Regions from separate parts of the Homo sapiens genome. Here region 2 is linked to region 1. The links are chromatin loops, found by intact Hi-C in ENCODE. Cell type or tissue: endothelial cell of umbilical vein. All regions are shown on one strand. Links, peaks and the distances in the headings refer to the core of each region. The heading gives the core; the rest is flanking DNA. Region 1 holds the start of LOC105370669 (a long non-coding RNA gene). Region 2 holds the start of MIR2392 (microRNA 2392).

Region 1 (14,729 bases), core at 2,512-10,511:
TGCCCAGAGACAGGTGGGTGCAGAGGTTGGGGGATCTCCTCTCGGTCAACTGCCCCATTGTCCTCTCTTGGTCCTGCATTTCCAGCCCGTCACTGCACTGGCTCCTTCCTCAATGCCCATAAACACTCTGAAAACTCTTGTCTTTATAGAAACAGAGAGGAATCCCAGACTCCAAGAAAGAAAGAGTGAGGGAGTGGCCATGGGTCCAAAATGCCCACAGGGACATCAGTTAAGATAAAGATTGAGATTAGTCACTGGGGCCTTAGCGGGATGTCCCCAGGGCAAGTGGGAGGAGGAGTCACAGGCAGAGTGACAGGCCAGGGAGTGAGCAGGGGGCCTGGGTTGGAGGCAACAGGGAGAGGGGTCGTTCACTAGCAAAGGGCTTCAGGATGCAAAAGTGAGAGAGAGAGAGAGAGAGAGTGTGTGTGTGTGTGTGTGTGTATGATTGTGTGTATATGGGTGAGTGTGTCTGTGTATATGAGTGTGTGTGACAGTGTGTATGAGTGTGAGTGTGTGAGTGTGAGCATGTGCGTGTGTCTTCATTTAAATATAGGAGCAACTCTAGGGTGTTTACAGCCTGAGAGGCTGCAGATGCTGAGCGAGAGCATAATTGATTAATTGAATGAGGAGAACACAGTCTCCATCCTCTGTGGTTCCTGGTCTGCTAGGGAGACGAGGATTTGAACCGACACCTCCACTAATCTGTATGCATAAAATTGAGTTAGCTGCGCCCGTGTGGGTGAGGTGGCCTGCAGCCGTCTGGGACACAGCAGGTGCTCTGTGACTCTGCTTCCCCTTCCTGCACGTCAGCAAAGAGAAAGGCTCTGAGCAGCCCAGGCCGTAGGACGACACCACTGTCCTCACAGGAGGAGCACAGGCCTTAATTGTGCCTTTAAACTTTCAAAGTGATTTCACATTGATTTTATTTACTCCTCAGAACCCCAAATTCATCAGGCTCTGCCCTTAGTGGCCAGGGAGACACTCTGCGCTGTGCAGGGTGGAAGGAAGACTCCGAAGGCCCCAGCTTATGTCGGGTTCCCCTCTGTGCCCCAGCCATGCAGTAAGGGTCCAGGGAGTGTTTGTTGAGTCAGTATATGATGGATGGATGGAAGTGGTGCTGTAGGAAAGCTGTCTCTCTCATTGTTGTACATATGGGTAAACTGAGGCCCAGCAAAGGACTCTTACCCAGAGCTGTGCATGATAGCTGATCTTTGGAAGCCCTAATGCTTGTCGCAGTTCAGTTTTTGCCACTGTTCAAACATTGAGGGCCCCCACAAGAGTCACAGCAGCCCTCCCCCTGGCTCCTTCTGAGAAAGGCAGTGGCAGCTGGTGGCTGTGGGCTCTGTGGCCCACCCTTCCCTATGGACCTGTTGACTCTAGAGTCTTCTTGGAGATCCGGGCACAGCAGGTCTGCAGGGCGCATTTCCAGGCAGGGTACCGAAGGCTCCTCCCACAGGGCTCCCCGACTCCACCACCCTCCTCACAACGGTAGCATGAAGGACAAGGACGGCACCTCCCTGCCTCCAAGGCCTAGGCGACCTTTCTGTGACTCACCTGAAATGCCATCTCCCCTGTCCACCAATGGCGAGCCCACCCCATGCCGAGTGCCACCTCCTCCTGGAGGGCTTCCCTGAACACCCCTGCCAGGCAGAGCCGTCCACCACGATCCTTGCTGCTGTCAGGCCCCAAGGGCTTCTGAGGCTGGTGGCTGGGTGATTGGGTGTGGCTAACCACACACGCTTCCCAGGGACTGGAAGCTCCTGGAGGGGTGGAGTGGAGTGAGGAGGGGCCCCACCTCCACCCTGCCAGGCCTTTTCAATACCCAGGGGTGTGAGACCTGGTCACGCGCTGGTGCTCGGCACAGGCTGAGCAGTGCTGGCACAGCTGCAAGGGGCCACCCTGTCTCCCTCCACATGGCTGACGGGTTGTCTGCCAGCTGGGCCACCGACAGGACGTGGGCAGGGATTCCCTGGGGAGGAGCCACCACGGCTTCCTCGTGGTTCAGGGCGCCTGTTTCGGCGGCTCCGATGGCCTGCATGTCCCTGTTGCCAGTATTTTTAACTTGGCCCAGCTTTTAATAAACCCTTCATGAGTGGAGAGCAGTAAACAATGATTTGAAGACTTGACTAATTAAAACACCACTCTGTGGTTGCAGAGGGAAGCCGGCTCCATCCCGAGGGAGGGCCCTTCCCCCGGGGGTCACTAGCAGGCTCCACGCTGCAAGCCAAGCGCAGCAACGCATCCAGACCTGGAAACGAGGGAATCCATGATGCAGCATGGAGGAGCTGCAGCAGGGACCCCACACGCACCTCCCCGGAGCCTGGCCCCATCCCAGACCCTGCCACCTCCTCCAGGAAGTCCCCCTCACAGATGTGCAGCACTGTGCTCCTTGTGGTGCCTGGGAGCAGGCCAGGGTCCTTTCCTGCCCACCCCCAGGGACAGCTGCTCAGCCTGGATCTCCACCTGTCCCTTGCTCCGTCCTCTCTCTCCTGCTTCCACATGCCCAGCTCCACTTTCTCTCTCTCCTGCTCCTGTACCGAGGGCACTGCGGCCATTCATCCGGGGCCCTGGGAGGGGTCAGCAGGCTCTCCCTCTGCATCTCCCTCCGTCTCCCCATCAGTGCTGTCTTTACTCCATGATCTTGGTCCCCCTTCGGAGCCCCAGCATGAACCTCTCCATCGGCTCCTCATCCGGGAGAAGGTCGTGAGAAAATCATGCCCCAGGCCTGCCTTCTGCCCTCACTTCTCCGCAACCCCCCAGGCTCCATCCAGCCCCTCCTGGACCTGCACTGTTCCTCCTGCCTCTGCCCTGGGAGGGTCCCTGGAGGCGGCTGGGTGCTCCCGAGGATGAGTGCTCCTCTCCTCAGCAGGAGTCTGTGGGGGAGGAGCTGCAGAGTATTCCACAGGGCAAGCAGTAGATGCTTAATAAATATCAGAGAGACTCCACACACACACACACACACACACACACACACACACAGGAGGGGAGGTGGGCAGACCTCCTTGGACAGGGTTGGGTTTTGCCAGAAACCAGAGGAGATGATTATCCTTTACATGTGACCTCAGAGATCCCCCAACCCTAAAAATACCTACTCCCTGTCCCACCGACCCCCATGCCAAGCCTCAGTCCAAGTCAGCGGTGGGAAACCCAGTACCCAGTCCTGCCCACGCCACCTGGCTGGTGCCTTTGATTGAAGGGGTGTCTTGAACTTCTCCCGACTGCGGTGAGCACATTTGTAAGATGGGGTTAAGGACTCTTGCCCTGAGAAGAACCCCCTCAGAGCTCTGGCATGGCCGTGGTGAGCTGGGGCTGGAAGGAGAGCCTGGGAGCAGAGCAGCGACACCTCGGTTATCACCATTTGTCCCAGTCGTGGTTATTACAAGAATTAAGAACGTTCCCGCTGGCCTTTAAGGTCATCAAGCCTCTCTCAAGGGTGGAGGTGCCTCCCTGCTGGGTGGCCCTGGGGACCCAGACCACCTACTTGGGGGTGGCCAGGCGATGAGTGGCCAGTTGGACCACCTGTGGCTATCCGGAGCCCCTCCCCCTCCACCCAATTGTCCTGAGGCCTGCACGGTTCTACCTGTGATAGGGAACACTGCCTCGAAGCAAGCCCTTGGCGGCATTCCCAGGTTCCACCTCTGCCTGCCTCCTCCCCAGCCCTCCTGGCTTGTCAAGACAGAAGCTGGCAGGAGGGGTTTGCAAACATGAATCATGGCATTTATTCCTATGGTCTCTGGCCCCGACTTTGTAAAAACACCTGCAGGTGACTCTTCCTCCAGAAAAGGGAGGCCGCTGGTTTTTTCTTCCCCCAGCTTTGCCGGGAAAGAGGCAACAGGGAGTGCTGGAGGGCGGACCGTGTCATCGAGACAGGCACATTTTTCGGGGTGTGTAGTTACCAACTAATTAGCAAGTCTGGAGACCACGACTGCGGAACAAGTGACACGAGGGCCCTGGAGGGCCCAGATGCTGTTGCCTACCGGCACATTGCCTCTGTGGCCCTGAGGCAGGGGACGAAGTCTGGGGACAGCCCACCGGGAACCCATGGGCCAGCGGGGAGCAGGCCTGTGGGACACCCAGATGCTCCGGCCCACTGCTGGGGACATCACTGCACCTCCCTCCCGCCCAGGCCTCGGTTTCCCCCTCTGGCTCTGGAGGTGATTATCACAAACCTAAAGGCGGCCTGGATCCTGGTGCCTGCTCCCCTCCCACAACCCAGTTCTAACACCTGGGTCACATATGCCCACTCCCTGTCTGCCCAAGCCAAGCGTCCTGCAGTGAGGACCTCCGTCCCCTCTCCATGTGCTCTCTCAGTCTCAGAGCCCTCCTGCCTCTGGGGCTGATCACTTCCCAATTTCCCACTCCCCTCTAGGCCTCGAGGCCTCAGTTCCTATTGTTCCCTCTACCCAAGGAGCTTCCTCAGCCCTGTCACTTGTCAAAACACAAGCCTGTCCTCCAGGGCCGTCTGGGTACCGAGAGGTCCAGGCCACCTCTTTCTCCTCAGGAAGGCAGAGGCCCCTTGGCACGCTCACAGGAAGAGCGGCAGCTCAAGGCCGGAACACGATTACCAAACCCGAGACTTCTCCCTGGGGCCCCAGCCGGCCTGGGACCTTGAGGACAGATTTCAGGCAGGCATGCCTTCCTTCAGTACTGCCCCTGGGGAGCGAGCAGGCTTCTTGCTGCTGGAGGAAGCTGGGATTTAGTGAAAGGAGGCTAATGTGGAAGAGCAGACGGACAGATGGCCTGTGGGCCCAGGGCACACTGCCTACGCCTCTCTGAGCTTCGGAGTGGTGCCTGTAGCATGGGAATTATATAGGACCAGCTTCCTAGGTCCACCAGGCCCTAGTAAGTGCCCGGTGGAAGCTAGCAGGCACAGGAGGAAGGACGGGACAGCACATCTGACCAAAAGCCCCAGGTCCAAGCACAGCTGCCCAGAGCCGGACAGAGCCCAGGCAGGTCCCAGGGGGCCTCTCCTTCCAGCCGAGCTGCAGGAGTGCTAAGGCGAACCAGGCAGGGCCTGAGAGCCCTTGGAAGGCTTCCCAGTGGAGGTGACCTTGGGGATGGGCCTTGAAGGGTACACATGAGTTTGCCAAATGCAGGGGAGGGGGAGGCCTTCCCGGCAGTAGGACAAGCTTGAGCCAGGGAAGGTTAGGGCGCCAGTGTGCCTGGCTATTCTGGGAGACGAGTCCAAGGCCCGGCAGAGTGAGGGGAGCAGCTGTCCCTGAGGAGGCCGAAGGTCGGCAGGGCTGCCCAGCTGGGGTCCTGAATGCCAGGCCGCTGGGCAATGTCTTTGGGGAGCCTCAGACAGGCTCTGAGAAGACGAAAGACAAGGTCAGAGCTTTAAAAAGCTGCAGTGCGGTCACTCTGGCGGCCACGACAGAAGCAAGAACACAAGACAGTGACGACCACACAGAGGTCATGGCTAGGCCAAGTGGAGCAGCAAGGAAGGCAGAAATGGGGGGCTGGGGACGTGGAGGAGGGGCAGGAGGAAGAAAGCCATGAGGAGAAGCCAGGAGGAGAAGCTCCCCAAAGCCTCACTCCCCTAGGCTCTTGTATAAAACAGGGAAAATTACGCTTGGAATATCTCCTACATCGTGAGGTTAACAAAAAGGAGTTGCAGAACAGTGTGTGTAAAACGAACTCATGTATGTAAAGTGAAAAAGAATATATACAAGATCCCCTTTCCTATTGATCTGTTTGCACATGCCTAGACGCTTCCGGGGATCACAGGAGAAACTGACTGGCGCTGGGCTTTGGGAGTGGCTGGGGAACCCCAACGGGAGGACTACCTGCTTTGCACTTCAAAAGAGAGGGCCATCTATTTTATAATTGAAACCACTTTTAACATAAAAAGAAACTGGCGGGGGCGCAGCGGTTCACGCATGTAATCCCAGCACTTTGGGAGGCCGAGGCAGGTGGATCCCCTGAGGTCAGGAGTTTGAGACCAGCCTGGCCAACATGAGGAAACCCCGTCTCTACTAAAAACCCAAAAATTATCCACACATGGTGGCCGGCACCTGTAATCCCAGCTACTTGGGATATTGAGGCAGGAGAATCGCTTGAACCCGGGAGGCGGAGGTTGCAGTGAGTTAAGATTGCACCACTGCACTCCAACCTGGGTGAAAGAGAGAGACTCCATCTCAAAAATAAATAAATTAATTAATTAAAATAAAATAAAATAAATTATAAAACGAACCGAAACAGGCAAACGGTTAGAGAAGGCCAGCATTTGTCTCAGGGGAAAGCACAGCCAGAGGGGATCGGGGAGGCTTCGCGGGGCTGGAAGGTTCCAGAAGGCTTGACTTTCCCCACCTGGTGGTCTACCCGGCCCGCAGTCCCAGCCCCATGTCCCCCCCACCCAGGGGCAGGACTCCCGCCCTGCGCGGCCCCAGCTCCCGCTCTCCGTGGCGAGCCCGCCGCGCCCCCTGCCGGCGCGCGTTGGGGAGGAGGGGCGGGACGCAGAGGCTGCGGCTGGGCTCCCGGGCAGGCGCCGGGCTTTCTCCCTGGGTTGTGTATGTTTCTTAAAAGAATGATACGTGTGGCAAAAAAAAGATAAGAGGGGAGCCATTATTAATGAGAACAGGTGAGGGGAGGATATTCATGATCGTTTCGAGCCTAATGAAGCCTGCCGAAGGTTCCCTCCGGAATGATGGATTCCGCGGGGCCGGGGCGCTCCCATCACTCTTGTCCTCGGAGCCGACTGTTCTCCCGGCTGCCTCCGCACAGCCCGCTCCGGAGGACAGGAGCGAGGCTGATAACAAATTTTGGGAACATAGAATTTCACACCTCATCGCACAGGCATTAAGACGACAATACAGCGGATGACTTCCTCCCGCTGGCCCGCCCCCTCAGCAAGGAAGGCCAGGCCAGGGGAGGCCTGGGGGCCGGCGGGGCCCCAGGGAGGAGGGTTGGGCTGGGGGGGCGCCCAGGGCTCGCAGAGCCCCTCAATTGTCCTCAGGCCCGGCAAGTGGAGGCGGGAGCGGTGACAGGGACAACGGGGATCTCTGTCCCACCCATCACTGGGATCGCAATTGCGTGGAGAGGGAAGGCCCCAGAGCCCACGGAGCCGCTCTCCCCGTCCAGGCCCCCGTGAGGCCCACTGCAGCCTAGCTCCTGCTCCTGACGTCGGTTCCCAGCAAGTTCAGCCAGGTGGCTGGCTGTTCTCACCCCTCCCGGGAGCTGCACAGACAGCTGCGTTAGACAGAACGCAGGCCACAGGGCCGGGCAGTGAAACTTCCCATCACCCGAGGCCGAGCCGGCCAAACGGCTCCCCTGGCGTCATAACGGCCAAGGCCGGGCCACCCTGGCTGGAGGGCGCACGGGAGGGGCGCAACGTGACGTTTGGGAGTACAGAGCCAGGGAGAGGGGGCCAAGTCAGGGGCCGCCGCACAGTATAGGACGTGAGGAAGGAGGAGCCCGCTGCCCCGCTCCCCTACCTCAGCGTCGGGTCTACCCTGCCCACCTTCACCATGTCACAGCAAGATGCGCCCCCTTTGGCCCAGCCCCCAGGTGACACACGGCCCGGAACTTTGACCCGCCTTGTGCAAATGTGAGCCTATTACCAGCACTGCCCTTGTTCCCAACATTTGGGGCACAGAGGGGTCCTTTTCTGTCCCCAGAGCCATCTTGAGTAGAATGAGGAGAAGAGGCGTTTCCAGGCCCTCCTGGCCCAGTTGCTCGCTGGCCCTCAGCTGCCAGGAAGGCGGACATTTGAGAAGGAGCAGGGAGGGTGTGGGGCAGGAGAGGGGTGGTGTCCCAGCCAAGGGCAGCAGGAGCCACCCAGAGGCCTTGGCCGGTAACTGACGCCAGCCCTCACCTGGAGGGCCAGGTGAGGCCAACTCTGCCCCTCCCACCTCCTGTCTATGCCCAGCAGGTCCATGGCCGTCAGAGGAAGCCCAGGGTGGTATCGCATTCGCTTCCCCTGGCTGCCCATCTGAACCCAAAGCCCCTTGAGGGCGGTGAGCAACGCCTGCTGGCTAAGGGGTGCCCCTGAGCAGGGGGTGAAGACACCCCGCCAAGCTGCTGGTCTTTCAAGTGGGATTTTAAGGCCGGGTAGAATTTTTAAAAATGAAAGGTAAATGGAGTTGTTTTTCTTTCTGAAAACAATAGATGTTATTTAAAGAAAATGTAGGGGAGGCTGAAAAATCCAAATAATAAATCATCCATCGTTCCTCTGCATAGGAAACATTGACATGGAGGTATTTCCTTCCAGTCTTTTTTCTGTTCATTTCCCTTCAGTTTTGTTTTACATGCCAGAGATCATGCTGTCTCTGTGATCTTGTTTCTTGTTGGTTCTTATACAGGAGACATTCCCTATGTTTATCTAAATTCAGAAGAGACAAAGTATAAATGGCTGCATAACAGTTCGTGGAGTGGTTGGTACCACAGCTGGCTGCTAATCTTTTACTTGGGATATTTAGGATTTAAAATTTTACTTTTGATTAGGAGAAGCAGGTCTGTCATGGTGTCATTGTTGTCTAACGATTTTCCCTTATTTCAGGTTAATCGCTTTTCAACAGTTTTTTTTTGAGACGGCGTCTCGCTGTGTCGCCCATGCTAGAGTGCAGCGGCACAATCTCGGCTCACTGCAAGCTCCGCCTCCCGGGTTCATACCATCCTCCTGCCTCAGCCTCCTGAGTAGCTAGGACTACAGGCGCCCACCACCACGCCTGGCTAATTTTTTGTATTTTTAGTAGAGACTGGGTTTCACTGTGTTAGCCAGGATGGTCTCGATCTCCTGACCTTGTGATCCGCCCGCCTCGGCCTCCCAAAGTGCTGGGACTACAGGCGTGAGCCACTGCACCTGGCCCTTCAACAGTTTTTTAAAAGTAGAATCTCTGTTTCTAAGATAATAGAAATCTTACAACAGAAAAAAGGGATTTTGTTTGTTAAACATAAGTAATATGTATTTATTTTAGAAAACTTAGAGACAAGTATAAAGAGAAAAACACAAGTTGCCAATAAACTCATGAATATGGGTATATTTATGATCCAGATGTGAGTGTATAAGAGTCAGTGTCTGTGTGTGTGTGTCAGTGAGTGTGTATGAGGGTGTGTGTCAGTGTGTCAGTGTGTCAGTGTGTGTATGAGAGTGTGCGTGTGTCAGTGACTGTGTGTATGAGTGTGAGTGTATGTCATTGTGCGAGTGTGTACATGAGGGTGTGAGTGTGTGTGTCAGTGACTGTGTCTGAGGTTATGTGTGACAGTGACTGACTGTATGAGGGTGTGTGTCATTGTGTGTGTGAGGGTGTGAATGTGTGTGTCAGTGTGTGAGGGTGTGAGAGTGTAGGTGTGTCAGTGTGTGTGTCAGTGAGTGTGTGAGGGTGTGAGAGTGTAGGTGTGTCGGTGTGTGTGTCAGTGAGTGTGTGAGGGTGTGAGAGTGCGTGTGTGTGAGGGTGTGAGTGTGTGTCAGTGTGTGAGGGTGTGAGAGAGTGTGTGTCCGTGTGTGTATCAGTGTGTGCACACACGCATCTATGGAGACAGGAAACTGTCTCAAGCTTCATTCGCCAACATTTCTTAAGTGCTCCCCGGGACCCAGCCGCCCTCTGTGTGCCCGAAAGTCGACCCTGCCCTCTTTTACTTCTGGCCCGGAAGCAGCTCTCCTTCCCCAAGCCTGACAGTGCCTCGTGGTTTGGAGGTGGGGGGACACGCCGACTGCAGCCGTGAGAGCTGCTGTTGCCCCCAAAGCTGGAGGTCACCTGGGCCCCGGTCCCTACTGACACTGTGTCTCCACACCCTGCTCCCCCAAGCCCCATCACCTTCACAGGCCCAGGAGGAGAGCATCCCCCTCAGTGCATCCGTGGCTCAGGCCAGAAACCCTGGAGGCCTCCGGAGCACTCTCCTTCTCCCGCAGGACTTGCTGATTTTATCTTCAAAACGTGTTTGGAATCCCACCACTTTGTCTCTCCATGCCACCACCCTCGAGGCCCACAGCTGCTCTAGCCTGGATCGTGGCGACCATCTCGCAGCTGGCCGCCCTGCTTCTCCTGTGCAGGGCAAGCCTTTCCAAGCCAGGCCACCTCACGCCTCACCATGGGGCCTTTGCCATGGAGCCTCCCTCTTCCTTATCTTGCCCCCGAGCCCCTGGCTGTTGCCTGACGCCCCTTCTCTCGTCGCTCACTCTCTGGTGCCTCCCTAGTAGCCACACTGGCCCCCTTGCTGCAGCCCCGAGCCCGGTGCACAGCCTGCTCAGTCCTCTAGCCCCCTTGCTGCTGGCCCGAGCCCGGTGCACAGCCTGCTCAGTCCTCTGGCCCCCTTGCTGCAGCCCCGAGCCCGGTGTACAGCCTGCTCAGTCCTCTGGCCCCCTTGCTGCAGCCCCGAGCCCAGTGCACAGCCTGCTCAGTCCTCTGGCCCCCTTGCTGCAGCCCCGAGCCCGGTGCACAGCCTGCTCAGTCCTCTGGCCCCCTTGCTGCAGCCCCGAGCCCGGTGCACAGCCTGCTCAGTCCTCTCCAGTGGCCCGGGGCTCACTCCTTCACCTCCTTCAGGTCTTGGTCAAATTCACCTTCTCAGCGAGGTCTTCTACTGCCCTCCCCTCCCGCCAGCCCATCCCTGTATCCCTATCCCCATTCCCGCTTTATTTTTCTTCAAGCACTTGTAGCTTATAAAATGATTTAGGGATTTATTTATTAATAGCACTTGACCGCTAATAAAGCCTCTGCACTAGTCGATGCCCGTAACCCTCTATTAGCGGGCATAGCAGTGGGTTGTCCTCACTTCCCAGGAAGGAGGGAGGGATCCGGCTCGGACTGGGTGCCCGCCATGTGCCAGGTCCTCTCTTGGTCCCCATTTTGTTTGGTTTGGCTTTGTTTTAAAACAGTCTCGCTCTGTCACCTAGGCTGGAGTGCAGTGGCATGACGAAGGCTCACTGCAGCCTCAACTTCCTGGGCTTGAGTGACCCCCAAGCCTCAGGCTCTGGAGGAGCTGGGACCACAGGCAAGCACCACCACGCCCACTAAGGTTTTCGTTTTTTGTAGAGATGGGGTCTCTCTTTGTTGTCCAAGCTGGTCCATTTTGTATAAGAAGAAAGAGATTCTGTCACTGAGTCTGTTTCCCAGAGACTCTGTAGTAGCTGGGGGCATTCCAGAAGGCCAGGGTAGCCACACCCCAATCAGCCCTGCGAATGCTATTTCAAAACCTCCTCCTTCCCTACCCTGGTATAGGTGCCAGGAACTGTGTGGGCATCTGAGAGCCAGGGACTGGCAGGAAACTGTTATGTACCTCCAGCTCCCTGAGGTCCCCACCTCGCCTTTTTAAACAGACTCGACCCAACCGTGTGGCTTCACCCTGTGGTGAGGAAAGCCCTGCCACGGACATTGGCCCGGACCCCTGAAATCCATCCAGACCAAGTACCTCCATCACCACACCCAGCCAGCCCTCTGCATCTCCAGTCCACTTTGGAATTTTTAGCTCCTCAGCCGGGTCAGTGCTCACGTGGGTTGGATTCACTCACTTGGACCAAGACTGGCTCTGCCTCTAGTTGGCACCACCTGCCCTCCACCTGTCTCACATCTGGGCTCCAGGGTGGACATGTGCTCGCCACTCCTGCTCCCATTGTCCCTTGGACCAGCTCAGGTGGCTCAATACCCACCAGATGCCATCAGAAGAGGGTGACTGGAGGGGGCACCCACATGGGACAGGAGCCGCAATGTCAGGGCCCCCACTGGGATTCACAGTGCCCACTCCACATCCTGTCCCTTCTCTCTGGTGAGGTCTGGCTCTGGAAAACTGTTGAGGGTCCTACTTCTCCTCTTGGTGAGCCACACAGAATCCTTTCCGCCCTTTGTCAACCCAGCACCAGACTCACACCCTCGATGTTGACAGTGGCTGCCACCTCCACCAGCAGCAGTGAACATTTATTGCACACCTGAACCTTGCGCCAGGCACTGTGCTGTGGACTGTACCTGTATTACCATATTTTATCTCACAACCACTCCACCTTATAGACTCGTCCCCATTTGTCCAAAGGCAAAAGGCTCAGAGGGGTTAAGGACTTTGCCCAAGGGTACGCAGGCTAGTCCAGTGGGGAGCCCAGACTAAAACCCACAGCTGCAGGGGAGTTATTCCTGCATCGACATCTCCCTTTCAAGTCATGCTGCCAGGAGAAAGACAGCCGATTCTCACCACACACCCACCCGCCTAAGAGGTCAGGTGGCCTGTGGTCTTCAGGAGCTGGCATCCACCCCTCCACAGCCTTAGTCGCCTGTTCCTCCATCCTGGTCTGCCCTGTCCTCTTTGTGCAGTGGTGACACTGATAGAAATCAACCCAGAAGTAAGCAAACAGGTTCCCCGAGTTCAGGAACCGAGCTGGGGAGGGCCGGGAGCTGGGCTGGGTCTGGAGATCCAGGATTCAGATCACGGGTACTGCTGCCTCAGTCTTGGCCTCTAAGCCCAGACTCCTCATCCATAAACTGGGCAGCGTACTGCCTTCTGTGCCCAGCTGTCGAGAGACGCAGGCAAGGAGGGTTCTGGGAAGGAGCATAGACTGTGCAGGCCCCACCCTTGAGGGAGACTCAAGAGTATTCGAGACCAGATCCCTTATTCGGGCACTACTGAAGTCCAGCCATGGTCAACACGGGCCGAAACAGACAGACAGACGGCCTTTATCAACCCCTCCCCGACACCTGGTCCTGCTACTGACCAGCCCCAGGAGACAAGGCTGCAGATGGACAGGCTGAGACTGCAGGCCTTGTTCCAGGTAGACACGCACAGCTCCGAACGGCTGCCCCGTCTGGCCTCAACAGCAGCCCTCCTTGTTTGGGGCCTTGGCGGGTGCGGGGGGCTGTGTTGATCTTGGAGGGCTCACAGGCCCTCGTGGTGTTCCCAGAGAGGTGTTCTGTGGCTGCTTTATGGAAATAATTTTATGGTCCGTGTAGGTGCTGGGCCACTCCCATCCTGCTGATATTTCCAGGCTAAAACTACCGTGGTCACACTCCATGGTGAGGAGTGCTGGGGCCCAGCAAACAGGACCAGTCTCGAGCAGAGCCTCAGGTGCCGGATACATGACTTTGTTTTTCTACAACTCAGCTCCTCTAAGGACCGTCCTGGGGGTGGCAAGAGCTGACTCTTGGTCCCCTGTCCTCACTCCCTACACTCCTCTTCCCGGCATTGGGCTAGCACAGCAGGCAGCTGCTGGGGGCAACAGGCTCTTGGTGTTATCTCAGAGACCCAGGGTACCCGTGCCCTCCTCACCCACCCATAGCACTCCTTCCACCTCAGCACAGGAGCTCACAAGCCTATTTTGAAACTAAACCATCAAGAATTAACTTCTAAACAGTATGGAGGCTCCTCAAAAAGTTAAACACCAAATTGCTATATGATCCAGCAATTCCGCTGCTGAGTATGCAGTCAGAAGAACGGGAAGCAGGGTCTCCAGTGGATACTTGTACACCTTTCACAACGTAGACATTCAATGCAGCATAATTCATGAAAACCAAAAGGTGGAAACCACCCAAATGTCCATCGATGGATGAATGGGTTAACAAAATGTGGTGTGTGCACACAGTGAAGTATTACTCAGCCTGGAAAAGGAAGGACATTCTGACACATGCTGCAAATGGATGAACCTCGGAGATCTTATGCTCAGTGACATCAGCCAGACACAAAAGGACAAATACCGTATGAGTATACGAGGTTCCCAGAGTAGTCAAACTCGTAGACAGAAAGTAGAAGTGGTAGTTGCCAGGGGCTGGAGAGAGGGGAGATGAGGGAGCTGTTGTTTAATGGGCACAGAGTTGCTGTTTAGGATGATGAAAACATTCTGGAAATAGATAATGGTGGTTTTACAACAATGTCAGTGTACTTAGTGCCACTATAAAATGGTTACAATCATCAATTTTATGTTATATAAAGTTTACAATTTTTTAAATCACCAAAAAAAAAGAAAGAATTAACTTCTTTGTTTACCCTTTTCTGCTGTATCTTCCTGTGTCCAAAGCATGAAGGTAGATGTTCCCAGGAAACTGGTGCTCAATCGAGGTGATTTTTGTCCCCCTCCAGGGGACATTTAGCAATGCCTGGGGGCATTTCTGGTTGTTTCAATCGGAATTGAGAAAGGGTCGCTGGAGCCCAGTGGATAGAGACCAGAGTTGCTGCTGAACACCCCACGATGCACAGGACAGGCCCCCACAAAGAATCCTCCGGCCCCAAAGGCCAAGGTCAGAAGCCCTGCCCCAGGAGAAGGACCCCAGATGACTAAAAGCAAAGCATTCGTGCTTCAGAAATACCAGGAGCAGCTCCTTCTCTGTGTCTTGGTGAAGAAACAAAATACTTTCTAAGGGGGAAAGAAAAAGTCTTATTCCTGCACTAGCTGGCATCCTGTGGCCGGACTCCAGGGGCAAGAGGTGCGCAATGTTCTTTTGGGGGCCTCTGATGACCCCTGCCCAGTAGACTGTGAGCTCTGTGGCTCAGTACCTGTCTGTCCTCATTACACCCCCTCCCCAAAATGCACCTCCACAGTGCCAGCCACAGCGAATGGCCTGCATAGGACCGCCAAGGCCAGCCCTGTTATCCCTGCGCACTGAATCCCACTTTCAGGGAGTACAGTCGGGCCCCCTCCCCCCAGCCCAAAGGCCACCAAAGGCATGGAGGAGAGGATTTAAAGCCAGCTAACGAGTCTTCCTGTCTTCCTCCTCCCCAGGCCCTTCCCACTCTGTCCTTTTCAGATTAGATACCTACGTGATTGAGACGTTCCTGGCAAAAGCAATTTGTTTAAAGCAATCTGTTAGTACTTTGTG
Region 2 (14,729 bases), core at 3,187-11,186, 110 kb before region 1:
AGCTTGCTGCCTTTTTTTTTTTTTTCTCAGATCTAACTCAAAGCACACATTTTTCTTCTTTTTTTAATTCATACTTGAGAACCCTCAAAAGCCATGTGAGCAGCCTCCTATCCACATGTACATACTTATGGGCAAGGGGACAAACCTCCTAAGAGCCAGCCAGGAAATGAAGACAAGGTCCTCCTATACCCATCTCCCAGGCATGGGCAAATATACTCTCTTCTCAAAAAGCATACTCTGAACTTTTACAAACAGCAAACCCCAAGTGCCTACCCCTCTAAGCCGACGTCCCAGTTTTCCCCGTACCCTTGAAATTTAGCATGCACCAGAGATCTCTTGAGTTCCTCTTCTGCACTCCCCCCAGGGGGCTGCCGGGATAGGGAGGCTGCTTTGACTTCTTCCTATATAAGCTGCCACTGCAGTCCCAATCCCCAGCTCTAGTGCCAGCCTCTGGCCCTTCAAGCCTCTGAACATCACTGAACCCCCTCCCATTCTGCCATAGACCTCAGCTCAAGTCAGAGAAGCAGTTGAGCGCATGGGCGGTCTTCCATGGGGCTGAGTTTTTCCTTCTCGTGGGACAAGGGGAAGCCTGTCATTGTCAAATACAATGTCTGCCTCCCATAAGAGGTGAGGCTTGACATCAAGTAGTCAAGGATTTGGAGGAAATGATCAAACACACCAGGCCTATCTTCTGGGATCTTGAAATTGACAGCAGCTCTTCTAGAAAACACACCGACCCCAGCTCCCAGTGCCGGGAACACTCTGCTCCCCTTAAAACCAGAGTTCTGGGCACAGCCCCAACCTTGCATGGAAGAGTTTGCCAAATTGTAGATACTAAAAGACAAATAAAGTTCAACGCCTTTCACAGACGGCCAAGGATGAAGTTTAATTCCAGGTAGACTGCTGGGTTTCAAGGCAGCGCATCTGTATATTTGAGTTAGCTAGACTTCCAGCCATTCCCCGTTGACTAACAGTAACCCAAGAGTAAATGTTCAACCACAGAGTTGCCCTTTTCCTCATCAGCCTCTGGAGGAGCGTGGTATGTGGACAGGCAGGGGACATTGCTCTTTGGGACTACTTTTTATAATAACTAGTGCCAATGAAAAAGAGCTGGAGGGTAATGCCCCCAAATGGTACCATTAGTTGTGCTGGATGGATAGATTCTGAGTGAATTTTCTTCTTCCTTTCTACTTTTATGAATTCCTTTACTGGCATGTATTCCTCTTATAGTGTGTGTGTGTTTGTGTGTTTTAATGCTGCAGTCCAAAGCCAGGCACAGTGGCACATGCCTATAGTCGTAGCTACTCAGAAGGCTGAAGCGGGGAGGATCACTTGAGCCTAGGAGTTCAAGGCCAGCCTGGGTGACATAATAAGACCCCAACTGTTAAAAAAAAAAATTCGTTTTAATGTAACGGTACAAGAAAAGTGACCATTTTAGCCTCTTCTTTATTGACCTCAATTTAAAAATCTTTTCCTGTTAAGTAAATAAAAATCAAGAGACCCAGGATTCATGTCCTGCATAGCATAAGTCCCCATTCCTGGACAGAGGCATTCATGCATGAGTGATAGCTGTGGGGTGGGCACAGAGGTGGGTGCCAGTGGCAGTCACCTAGCTGCGCCCAATCTTTGGAAGGACTCTCCTGAACCTGCCACAGAGGTGAACAAATTCCAAGCTGGTAAAAGCAAAAAAAGTGCACTTCAATGATTTCATTCCTACTGGGGGGACCTAGAGAAATCCATTTCCGAGAAGACCAAGCAGGCCAAGAACGGGGTCTTGGTGAAGCAGACCACTGCCATGGGTTGGATTTTAGAAGTCACATCCTGACACTAGGAAAAGACAGCCACATTGCCCACCCCACCCCCACCCGGGGCCCCCTGGCTTTGGGTGTGGGCCAGCCCCAGATTCAAGCAAGGGGTTTTCTTGGCCCCACTCCATGGAAATATTTCCTTCGGTGGAGCAAAGAACTGCTCCATTCAACTGCCTGCGGCTAGGGAGGGGGTGGCTTTTGCTGTGTTGACAGAGAACTGCAGAGGCCTGGGGAGGGGCCCCAGAGGAGAAACTGTGTTCCAGGTAGAACAGGACTGGAAAGTTTGCTCTTTTTTTCTTTTTTTTTAACTAAAAGATTGCTGACAGTTGAAAAACTCCCACCCCACCCAAGAGGCTCCTAGAGGAGGCATTTGTACTAGGTTTCAACAAGGACTAGAAACTTCTTAAGTCTTAATGTCAAAGGGAAGGGGGCCGAGGCTGGGCACACTTTCAATTTAAACATTGAGGGTCTGGATGGTTCCAGAGCACACAGTTGGCCTCCCTGAGCCAAGCCTGGTGATACCTCTGTCTCAGAGCTAACCCAGAAGCCACCAGCTCCTGGGGGAGCCAAGGGTGCGTAGGAGACGCACTGTGATTAGGGGCCCGTGCACATAGAGGCAGCGGTCAGAGGTTCCAGAGGGCACACAATCTTCCCTCGTTGAGCTTAAGTTTGCTGATGTCCATGTCGCAGCCCACGCCCAGAGGAGGGTACCAGCAAAGGTAGGAATCTCCTTGAACTTTCTTCAAAAAGCCCAAATCCATGTGACTCTTGCTTCGTAGAGCTGCTCAGAAGCTCATGAGGGCTCGGGGGAAAGTGACAATCCCTGGGAGATAGGATGATGAGTTCCACCTACCACGGCAGTCTACCACCACTGCCACCGCTGCCTGCCACCGCTGCCTACCACCACTGCCTACCACCACTGCTGCCACCACTGCCACTGCTGCCACCACTGCCACTGCTGCCTACCACCACTGCCTGCCACCGCTGCCTACCACTGCTGCCTGGCACCGCTGCCTACCACCACTGCCTACCACTGCTGCCTTCCACCGCTGCCTGGCACCACTGCCTACCACCGCTGCCCTCCACTGCTGCCTGCCACCGCTGCCTACCACTGCCTGCCACCACTGCCACCGCTGCCTATCACCGCTGCCTGCCACCACTGCTGCCACCGCTGCCTGCCACCGCTGCCTGCCACTGCTGCCCTCCACTGCTGCCACCACTGCTGCCTACCACTGCCTGCCACCAATGCCACCGCTGCCTATCACCGCTGCCTGCCACCACTGCCTACCGCATCAGTCTACTACCGCTGCCTGCCACCGCTGCCTGCCACCGCTGCCTGCCACCGCTGTCTGACGCTGAAAGGAGATGAGAATCAAACAGAGGGCAGCACATGGCAGTGCAGGGTGAGTGCCACTCCATGCAGTGGCCTGTGCTGCCCAGAGTCTACCGAGCCACACGTTGTGCACCTGGCGGGATGGCTGACCACCCCATAAACACAATGTCACAAATGCTGATTGCAGCCTTTCTTTCAAACCATTGAGTGCAGCTTGCAGGGTGACCGGCAGTCTTGCCTGGTGATTGAAGGTTTGGGCCCCAACATCAGACTGCAGGTGCTAGTCCACTTGCTACCTGTGTGGTCTTGGGTTGGTTGCTTAACCTCTCTGAACCTCATTGTCATGATCTGTACAATGGGGACAAAATACCTTCTTCAGTTGAGAAGATTAAATTGGGGAAAAATGTGTGCTGTACTTATGGCAGGCCCTAGCCATATGACATGGAGTGAGGATGAAGAGACCTTCTTGTCTTCCATGTAGTTTGCATTTATTTTGTAAGAAGAAAAATTTTATTTTGTAATTTCGTAAAAGTTAACCTGGCTGGGCACAGTGGCTCATGCCTGTAATCCCAGCACTTTGGGAGGCTGACGCGGGCAGATCACTTGAGATTAGGAGTTCGAGACCAGCTTGGTCAATGTAGTGAAACCCCGTCTCTACTAAAAATACGAAAATTAGCCAGGCATGGTGGCAGGTGACTGTAGTCCCAGCTAATCGGGAGGCTGAGGCAGGAGAATCACTTGAACCCAGGAGGCAGAGGTTGCAGTGAACCGAGATGGTGCCACTGCACTCCAGCCTGGGTGGCAGAGCGAGACTTCATCTCAAAAATAAATAAATAAATAAATAAATAAATAAATAAATAAATAAACAAACAAATAAATAAATAAAGTTTGGCCGGGCACGGTGGCTCACGTCTGTAATCCCAGCACTTTAGGAGGCCAAAGCAGGCGGATCACCTCAGGTCAGGAGTTCCAAACCAGCCTGACCAACATGGAGAAACCCCGTCTCTAATAAAAATACAAAATTAGCCAGGCATGGTGGCACATGCCTGTAATCCCAGCTACTCTGGAGGCTGAGGCAGGAGAATCGCTTGAACCTGGGAGGCGGAGGTTGCAGTAAGCCGAGATCGTGCCATTGCACTCCAGCCTGGGCAACAAGAGTGAAACTCCATCTCAAAAAAAAAAAATTTAAATTTAAATAGTTAATCCAATATATCAGCTAGGTCCATGAGCAAAGGCCTGTGCCATGGGTGCCCTGCTGCCCTTCCCTTCCCACAGATGTGGGACAGTCTGGGACAGACTTGAATGCTTCCTCTGAAATGCCTTCCAAAACAGCTGCGCCCCTCTGTGGTTTTGGGGATGGGCTCTGCCAGTCCCCATAATCGGTCAGAGGGAAAAGAGAAACAAGCATCCCCACTCCCAGCCTTTTGGCTGAGCCTCACTGGCCATCAGCAGCCTAGGCTGGCCACCCTAACACAGCCACCTGGCCCCTTGCCCTCCCTCCTTGTGGCCAACAAGGGCTGGGTAGGGTGCTCTCTTCCTACTTAGGACTTCCTGTCTCAGAGTGTGGGATCTGAGATGTCATTTACAAGCTCAGTGGGAAAACAAATATTCCAGATAAAAATATTCCCATGACACTTGGCCTGCCCCTGCCGTCTTTCCTGTGGCTCTCTTGTTCCTGGTTGGGGTGGGGACTCTGCAGCCTGGCATGGGACATTTGGCAGTGAGGAGGCCATGAGGCAAGGTGGGTGAGAACACAGGCTCCCAACTCAGACAGCCTGGCTTGAATTCTGATACCACCACTTGACTTTGGCTGGGATCCTTTCACCTCTCCTCAATTTCTCCACCTGTAAAATAGGGATAATAGTACCTACCCCCACCCCCCCACCCCCGGGTGTTGAGAAGGTTAAATGAGACAGTAGGTGCTCAGTAACCCAAATGGCATCCTCCCTCCTCCTGCAGAGAGCCCCCGCTGCCCCAAGGAGAGCAGGCCTCACAGTGCCACCCACTCCACAAGAATGCAGAGCTCAGAACCTTTACATCGGGCTCCTGTTTGCAGGAACGGCTCCAGGCCTGGCTGACAAGGGCTGTGAGCCTCTCTGGCCTCCACCACCAGCCTTTCCTGGGAATCCCAGGCCGGGGTAGTGGAAGATTCTCAGAGCAGCCGAGGCGCCCTCCACACCAGCCCTGGTGTGCACTTTCTACAGCCATCATGCCAACACGTCCTGCAGCCTTCGCCCACCCAGAGTTCATTTCCTCCCATTTGGGGTAACTTCACCACCCCAGGTCACTGGACAGGACCGAAGGTCACCAAAGGTCATCCCGGAACACCGCAGGTCACCTTGGCTCTCAGTGCTTCATCCAGAAACCTGAGTCTACCCCCCATACCCGTCTACCGAGCCGCCAGGGCTTATGTTGTGCAAACGCTGCGCCCTCTGAGACAGGGGCTCAAATGTTCAACATACCCTTTAGGTGTTTGCGGAAAGGATGAGCTCAAAGACGCCTGCCTCTAGGTAAACGGAGCTGCCCTTGCACATGTGATGATAAGGAAAAGCAAACGAAGGCTGCCTTTGAACGGCCTTTTTGCTCCACCAGCTCCCAACCTAAAGCTGCCTTTGCAGTCGTGAACTGTGGGGGGATGGGGGCGTGGAGGTGGTGGGGGAAGGACAGTGGCCACTAGCACCCTGGCCCTTTGAGAAGGGTCCTGCCCACTTCGCCCTGCCAGGCCTCGGTTTCCCCCCTGCAAAAACAGGAAAGTTGATATTCATGCCACAGGCTTGCTCTGAATACAGACTAAAACAGACTATTTTCTTTTTATTTATCTTTTTTTGGGACGAGATCTCACTTTGTTGCCCAGGCTGGAGTACAGTGGTGCAATCATGGTTCATTGCAGCCTCAAACTCCTGGGCTCAAGCAATCTTCCTGCCTCGGCACCCCAAGTAGCTGGGACTACAGGCGCTTCCCACTACATCAAGTTTTTTTGTTTGTTCGTTTGTTTTTTAAGAGACAGAGTCTCTCTATGTTGCCCAGGCTGGTCTGGAACTCTCAGATTCAAGAGATCCTCCTACCTCAACCTCCCAAAGTGCTGAGGTTACAGGCATGAGCCACCACTCCTGGCGACAGACTATTTTCTAAAAGCCTCACACGTTACCCAACTAAATAGGGATGTTGAGGGTCAAGGTCCAGGGCTGGGGAGGTGGAACTCTGGAGTAGGGAGCACAGGGAACATAGGCAGGGAGGCCAGGCCAGGCACACTCAGAAGAGGCTGCTTCAAAATACACCAGCAGAGCATTTGCACCTTTAGCCTGAGTTCTGGCAACTTTAAAAGACAATTCCAGATTGTCTTACTTATCCATTCATTCATTCCATTCAGGAAGTACTTCCTGGGTGCCTAGGGCTGGCATTATTTTACATGCCAATGGCTAGGGATAAAATGACAAGTGATGGGTCAAGCTCCCTGCCTCACTGAGCTCAGAGCCAACAAGGGAGCTGAGCTGCACACCTACTGTGTTCAGGCTGCACTCTGCATGCCTCTGCTTAGATGTTAGATGGCTAGCTTGCTCAGCCCAGGCCCTGAGAGTGAGTGAACGCTCTCCCTGGGAAGATGAAATGAGAAGTAAGACGCTGTCATTTAACCACAAGAGAGAGCCCGTGGAGGTTTGGGATGCCCAGGAAGAGCTGGCACCTCTCACTTCGGTGGGAGCATCAGGAATCTGGGCCCATATCCCCTCCCGAGAGTCTGGCCTTATGTACATTTCCCAGAAATTCTCACTGTTTATACTGAGGGGCCTCCCCGGAGCAGAAGTCATTCAAATCCTGTTTTCAGCTGTAAGTCACTTCCTGCCTAGCTTAGGGCACAGGCATCTCAGAGCATTGAATGTATGGCCACGTGGCCACCCCAGAGATCCAAGCAAAACTGTCTGGTTGCCCAGCCTCAGCTGTTCCTGAAAGGCTTGAGTGTGCAATCCCGGTCCCCTGCTTTGGAGTTACACAAAGGGCCCTCCCGTAAGCCCTGAACAGCAGGCATGACTCAGGCCCAGACTTAGGGCTGGTTTCCACAGCCCATACCGGGGCCCTAATTTGGAGAAATCTGAGTGGACCTAGGCTGAAGATCCCCCCTGAGGAGGTCAGGAAGTGGCCAGGGGACCTTATATAAGCTGACCTCTCCCACCAGGCTGGGCAGGAGGCTAGGGTGAGTGTAGGGGCAGGAGGTAGAGGGAGGAAGATGAGGGGAGAAGGTGAACGGGCTAAGGTCTCCAGCGCTCCCTGGTGAGACCTCTCCAACTCCCGTTTCGGTAACCGCTTCTCTGGCAGGGGTTTCCGCAGGCCTGCCATCCTGACCAAAGGGGAAGAGCACGTCCACCTGGAATGGGAAGGCTCCCTCCTGCCCATCCCAGGGCCACAGAAATGTGGACCTGGAAGGGGTAAGAAGGCAGGCGCTAGCTCCATCTCCCACATCCCAATCATAGCATCTCAAATTATACATGTAGCATCATGGGGCTTGTTTAGAACATAAGGTAGTACTTCCTGGAGGGAAAGGCTTGAAATAAGCAACCCCAAATGAACAAGGCAAAGATGTAACAAGGGCCTGGAACCTGGCAGCCATGCTGACTCTGCGTGTGCCATGTCCTCCCTGGTGAGTGATTGGGCCAGGAGAAATGGGGGTCCTAGGCCTATGGGTCAGACACCCCAATGAGAAACTATTTTGGCTCCAAGGAGCCCCTAGCCACACAGCTCCAGAAACCTGGGAGACGCAGGGCAGCCCACGGTCACTCCGGCTTCATCCCAAGTCCTTGTGTATTCTGTGAATTGGGAGCCTGAAGGCACAAGAACCATGGGAGGGTATGCGTTTGACCAGAAGGTAGGAAGGAAGCAGCTTAGCCTACAACCCTTCTGGGGCACCTCCTGGGCCACCCTCTGCTTTACAGCTTAGACCTCTGGGGAAGGGGGTTGGGCACTCGGCGGAAATCATCACTCATTTGCATAGTGAAGTCTATGCCGTACCTAGGTCCCAAATCCAGGGGAAGGCAATGCACGGCAGAAACGGGGTTTGAATGACTTCTAGGAGCCCTTTGTGCCAAGTCGAGATGGCCTCATCCCCACAGCCCACATTCCTGGCAGGCTGGGTCAGGGATCCCTGGGCCAGAGATCTGAGATCAGCCTGGCCAGCAAGCCCCCAAGTAAAAGTTTATGCTGAACAGAGCACAGAAGCCGAGCTGTGTTCCCTTAGGTCAAGATTTTCACACTTGAACTCACGTTCCCTTTAAATAAAGTGGAAACTCCCCATCTCTGCCACTCTACACCAAGATTCAAATCCCCCCAGCATGACCGTGTGCTGAGGCTGTGTTTGCTTTAGGCCCTCACCCCGCTCAGGCTAGTTCAGTTTTGTGACTATCTAGCACCTCTCACCCCCATCCTACAGCCTGGGGTGGCTCGGGAGCCACCTGGTCTGAGGAATGGCTGGATTGGGAGGGACCATATCAAAATATTCCTGCGGGACTACTGTTAGTTCCTTAAGATACCATTAGAAGGCCACCCCATCCCACGAAGCTTCTCTCATCAACTTTACACTATGTCTGCAGTCTAACTAGGTGTGACTTCTCGGTTGGCATTCTGGCAATATGTACCCAGCATTTCAATGCACACGAGTCTCAGCCCAGACATTCACTCCTAGAAATTGTCCCTGCAGAAATACTTGCACAGCGCAAAGAGACACAGAGCGACAAGGACATCCGGCACAGCGTTATCAGTCTGCAAACTGAGTACAGCATTTAGCATGCACTTAGTATGTGCCAGGCAGGGTTTGAAGAGCTTTTTATCCTTATTAATAGCTCATTTAATCTTCACCCAAGAGGTAGGTCCTTGACCATGCCCGCTTTACAGATGAGGAAACTGAGGCACAGATCTACCCAGCAAGAAGCAGGCCTGGCATCTGCGCCAGGAGGCATCACCCTGCTGAACTGGATTCACAATCCTTCCATCCCCTTTGCCTGCTGGGAGGGCAGGGACACTGGAAAGTTCAGGATGTTGAACTGAGTTCTTGGCCACACGGATAACAGAGAACCCCAAAGGAAGCTGGGGTGTCATCTGCGCACAACCTCCCGATTGGAAAGTTAGCATTCTCCCTTCAGTTGTGAGAAGGCTCATAAGCCCCCCCCAAAACACACACACACACTTGTCCCAGGTTAGGGGCATCACCGTATCCTAGCCGCTCTCTGGTGTACACGGCTCAATGCAGAAATCACAGTTCGAGGTGACTCTCCGCAGAGGAGCTGGGTCTTGCAGCCTCTCAGTTTCCCTAACTCGGGAGAAAGTCTTGTGGCAGCTTCCATTCAAACTCTTCATCAAACACCCAGGGGGAGCATGCCATTCCAGACCCACTGCCACAGGAATCATGGTGGGACACCGCAAATCACAGCACAAAGATCATCAACATCAACCCCACAGTGAGGGCCACAGGGTGCCTGTGCACTACCAACCATGGGACCTCGGGGCCACGGGGCAGCAATAGTGAATCCTGCTGAGCCACAGGAGAGCAGACTGGCAGGCCCCGGTGCACCGGCCGTGGCCCACCGCTGGCTTGAAATCACTGATAGGTGGTAAAAATAAATTTTAAGAGGAGTCCCGAACTAGTAGCACGGGGAACCCTAAAGAGCCCTGCTCTCCACTGGATGGAGAGCTGACTCTTCCCAGGTCCCAGGAGGCAACACCGACTTTGCTGAGTCCCAAGCCTATCATGGGCTTTCCCACCCAGCCTGGGGCAAGAAGTGGAATACGCTTAGCCCAGGCAGTGGATGGAAGCAAACTCCCCCAAGGAAGGTGGTATTAGTCTCCCTGGCCATTCCCAGTTGGAGTTGATTTGTTCCTTTAAGAAGGGGAAGGATTCTCGAGCACTGGAGTTTTCAGGTCCCCTCCCAGTCTTGAAAGTTTACATCCCCAAGTCCCCTTTTCATTTGCTCAAAGAGTACATGTGGCTGGCAAGAAGTGCTCGAGAGGCTTCAGGCAGTCTTGGAGTGGATTCTGCAGGTGCCAAGCCTCCTCAAGACCCAGAGATCCTAAAGCCCAGTCTTCAGTCCTCAGAGTCAGAGGATAGAGATGGACAGGACTTCAGCCTCAGCCCTCCCGCAAAACAGAGTCATTTGCAAACTTTCAAGACTGGGAGGGGACCTGAAAACTCCAGTGCTCGAGAATCCTTCCCCTTCTTAAAGGAACAAATCAACTCCAACTGGGAATGGCCAGGGAGACTAATACCACCTTCCTTGGGGGAGTTTGCTTCCATCCATTGCCTGGGCTAAGCGTATTCCACTCCTTGCCCCAGGCTGGGTGGGAAAGCCCATGATAGGCTTGGGACTCAGCAAAGTCGGTGTTGCCTCCTGGGACCTGGGAAGAGCCAGCTCTCCATCCAGTGGAGAGCAGGGCTCTTTAGGGTTCCCTGTGCTACTAGTTCGGGACTCCTCTTAAAATTTATTTTTACTACCAAATCCTCCCCAACAGAGCTTCCATCCTCCACTTTTACAGATGCCTCAAGAGAGGTTTACAGAGGCCCAGAGACTTGCCCCAGCTCTGTATGGGAGCACTGAGATAGTGCCAATCTGGCCATCCAGGTCATTCTCCTCCTTCCACTGCCCCAAGGGAAGTGACCAGCTTGAGAAGGAGACATTAAGAGGACAAGTAGGCCCAGCACCGGGGCCCTGCCATGCCGGGTCCTGTAGCGTCATCTCTCTCCTGCCATCACTGGCAACAGATCAAATGTCAAAGGTCAAAAGGAAAAGGCTCCCTCAGGGCTAACCACTCAGATACTTCCTTTTCTTGCTTCAAACAGAGGACAAGATCCACCCTTTTTGACACAAACAAGATGACAAAGAGCTCAGGGAAGGTAGGGCAAGTCAAGGGCGGAGGAGAATTCTTCAAGCTATGACTTCTCCCCGAGAGAGACACCACTGTCCCAAAAACCTCATCCCACTGAGACAGTTGCTTCAGGGGCCACAGAACCAAGGGGTCCTCTGCCCAGTGAGCTCGGGTCTTCCCAGCCTCTTCTGTCTCCTGACAGCCTTGCTGCTCTCCCCTTTGGAAAAGCAAGATCCACAGTTCTGTCCAGTGGCGGGGAACAGGAATAACTCATTCTCCTCCTCAGACAACACACAGCTTGAGCCCCTGCACCTTTTGATCCAGGAAACAATCAATATGTATCTCATGGCGATGGAGCTGCTCCAGACAAAAGTGTGCATGTGCGTTATACGTGTGAGTGTGCGTGTGGCCATGGCGCGCTCTTGTGTGTTGGAATGAGAATGAGGCTGGGGCTGCAGTTTATGATAGCTCAGGGTTGCGCCTGCAGAAGTACCACACCCACCTAGTCCTCAATGATAGGACCCCCAGTCTCCACCACCTCTGCTCAAACAGCTCAGAGAGCGCAGAAGCGGACCTGGGCATGGGAGGTGCCGCCCTTCCCACTTCTGTCTCCACCATCCCCCACCATTGGCCTCCAGCAGGGATTCCTTGGGCTGAGTTCTGGCTAATTCATTGTAACCAAGAGCATTGGGGGAGGGTTGCCTAAGCATCAAGATTCCATTTCTCTTGAAATGTAGAGTTTCGGATGGGGGAGGTGCAGGACACAAGCCTGGAGCAATTTGGCAGCAGCTTTCCTCCAAATGGGCAAGCAGGAAGTTGCCTGAGGACCGTAGATAACCTGTGGTCTGAGAATCACCAAGACCCATGAAATCACAAACCATGGCGAATTGTGGTGAATCACAGTGAACTGCACTGCTGAGAACTGCATTTGGGCAAAAGAGGGCCGGGAAGCCTAAAGGGCGAGTCCATTGTGGCCAGTTACAGTACCACAGGATTACGGGTTTAGCGGACCGCGGGCAACTGGCGAACCACTCGCAATTGGCAAATCGCTGGCAATTAGCAAGCCATGGGCAACTGTGAGCCTCGGGCAACTGTAAGCCACGGGCAGCTGGTGAGCCACGGGCAGCTGGTGAGCCACAGGCAACTGGTGAGCCGCAGGCACCTGGTGAGTCGCGGGCAACTGGTGAGCCGCGGGCAACTGGTGAACCACAGGCAACTGGCAAGGCCCAGCCCAGTGAGCGAAGTCATTTCTCACAGATCCACAAACTCTTAGCAATTCCAGCCTGGGGTGTAAACAATGCCCCAGTTCCCAAGATGCCCAGCTGCCCACCCTCTACTTGGGGACGCGGAGGAGCTAGCAGTCTTGGGGTGAAGCTAAAGGTGTCAATCTCCTCAGAGACCCCAAAATTCAATAACTCAGACTCAGACCTAAAGCAGGTTTCATTCTCAGGGAAGATCAAGCCAGCTGCCAGGTGCATCTGCCGGCCTCCTCGGGTGAGAGTCATTTACATAACAAGCAGCGCCAGGTGGGGGTAGCCCCATCCCTGATGTTCAAGAGTGTTCAAGTTGGTTTTTTCCTTCTTTCTTTTCTTTTTTTTTCTTTATTTAGTCTTTTAAACTCTACCCTATCTTACTCTTCTTAAAAAACAGGGTGTTCAGGCCAAGGTGCGGTGGCTCACGCCTGTAATCCCAGCACTTTGGGAGGCCGAGGTGGGCGGATCACGAGGTCAGGAGATCGAGACCATCCTGGCTAACACGGTGAAACCCCGTCCCTACTAAAAATACAAAAAATTATCCAGGCATGGTGCCTGTAGTCCCAGCTACTCGGGAGGCTGAGGCAGGAGAATGGCATGAACCCAGGAGGTGGAGCTTGCAGTGAGCCGAGATCGTGCCACTGCACTGCAGCCTGGGCAACAGAGTGAGACTCCATTAAAAAAAAAAAAAACAGGGTGTCCCTAGGCAGGCTGTAAGGAACAGAATTTACAGAGTTCATCTTGGGGTGGCAGGGAGGATGGTTGTTGCTTTTCTTATCCTGCCTTATCCCACATGGGATGACCTCAGAGTGGACACAAGACATTAAGGAGCTACCCGAGCAGAGTTCACCTGGTTCACCTGTCCACCCCACACATGAAGAAAAGCTAGTGTAGTGTGGTCGCCCAAGCCCCAGCTGCAGATCAGGGATTTTGTGGTTCTGAAGGGGAATGGGTACCAAAATGCTTATACAATTCGTAGTGTTTTCAGTAACTATACCATGAAATTCATTCCATTTATTCAGTACAACAATGCTAGGAAATGGGTCTTCCGTTCTCCAGTTTTACAGAACACCAGACTGGCTGGCACCTCTCACTCACTGAGCAGGTCAGGGTTGCAAAAACCATCAAGGAAAAGAACTGGGGTCACAGGTGGGTTTTCGACGGGAGAACTGGGTCTTTGGGACCCTCAGAACGGTTTCCCTAAGCCAGGATGAAGGTCTGGGGCAATTCCTACTGCAGAATTTCAGCAAATACTCGAAAGGGTGCAAAAAGTTACCTGGGATTAGTGGTTGGCATTATTTCACACAGATACCCCGCAATGATAACCTGCGGATCTGAGAATCTCAGAGACGCATTAAGTTGCAAACCAGGGTGAAGTGTGGTGAATCACAGGGAATGATGGTGCAGGGAAGGGCCAGGAAGCCTAGCAGGTCAGGGCAGCTCAGATCCTTTGTAGCAAATTAAAGTGTATCAGAGAACCGCGGGCAAATGGCGAACCGCGGGCTACTGGCAAACCCAGTTCAGTGGTAGGACTATGTGCTCTCTTGTCCAAGGAGTAGTTAGCATCTTGGCATGAAGCTGCAGATGCCAAATCTCCTCAAATACCCCAAAATTCAATTCCTTGGCCCCCAGAGATGAAAAGAAGAGAGGACAGCAAGTCTCCCTCAGGGCGGAGGGGGCCAGGAGGGCGCTTTGCTAGCCCCAAAGCGGAGGCTTCAGGCAGAGAAAGACATTTGCAAAACAGTAAGAGGAGTGGGAAGCCTCATCTGAAATTCGGTGGGCTTTTTAGTATTCCTCTTCTTAAAGGAACATCCCCAGCAGGCTTTACAGAGCTGCTCAAAGGGTGAAATTTACCAAAGTCATCCCAGGGAAGGGTGGTTGTTGCTGTTCTAGTTCTCTCATCCCAGGTAGGAGAAGCACAGAGCGAACCCTGGACAGTTTGGTGTGGGTGAGGAAAGCCGTTCTGGTGACACCAGTCCCCTAGATCAGGGAACAGCCACACACCACTCCAAGGATCAGAGATGAATGAATGCCTGGCAATTCATGGTAAACTGAGGGCACAAACCACAGCCTGAGCCAGATGTGCTGGCTCACGCCTGTGATCCTAGCTACTCAAAAGGCTGACACAGAAGGATCCATTGAGGTCAGGAGTTCAAGGCCAGCCTGAGCAACAGTACAAGACCCCGTCTTGGGGGAAAAAAAAAAGCAGCAGCAAAACACAATCTGGCAGCAGTGGAGCAGGGAGAAAGAAGAACCCAGGGAATGTCATTGTACCCACCAGTTATGGTGTTCCAGACTGCGGGCCACTGGCGAACCATGCACCACTGGCGAACCACGCACCACTGGCGAACCACGCGCCACTGGCGAATCGTGGCAAGAGGAAAATAGCCTCTCACAGACCTGCAAAGTTTGTGATCCCCTATTTAGGATCTGGGGCATGAAATCCTCACTTCCTAATCACCTAGTAGCCAGTAGCCCAATCCAACTCCT

What was found. A loop is a pair of places that touch in the nucleus more often than their neighbours do. Peaks named below come from ENCODE experiments on the same cell type or tissue, not always from the same donor. Only the 100,000 strongest peaks of a DNase experiment are listed, where the experiment ranks them.
Region 2: a loop joins it to region 1, with 2.7 times the contacts of the local background. A loop is called at or near these places in 6 of 110 quality-filtered maps.

The regions. Positions count from the first base shown.
Region 1 is chr14:100,701,573-100,716,301 of GRCh38, reverse strand. It overlaps LOC105370669 (a long non-coding RNA gene), which reads right to left and starts at 7,235. Exons shown (of 2, transcript XR_944211.1): 1 at 7,165-7,235; 2 at 6,551-6,748. RefSeq lists enhancers at 1,475-1,986, 1,987-2,498. In endothelial cell of umbilical vein, for the core only: a CTCF peak has its summit at 6,395 (motif pointing left); a DNase peak (open chromatin) is centred at 4,561.
Region 2 is chr14:100,808,379-100,823,107 of GRCh38, reverse strand. MIR2392 (microRNA 2392) reads right to left here and starts at 8,617; the gene lies at 8,534-8,617. RefSeq lists enhancers at 7,447-7,947, 13,336-13,904. In endothelial cell of umbilical vein, for the core only: no CTCF peak of the experiment used is centred there; a DNase peak (open chromatin) is centred at 7,037; H3K27ac peaks cover 383 bases.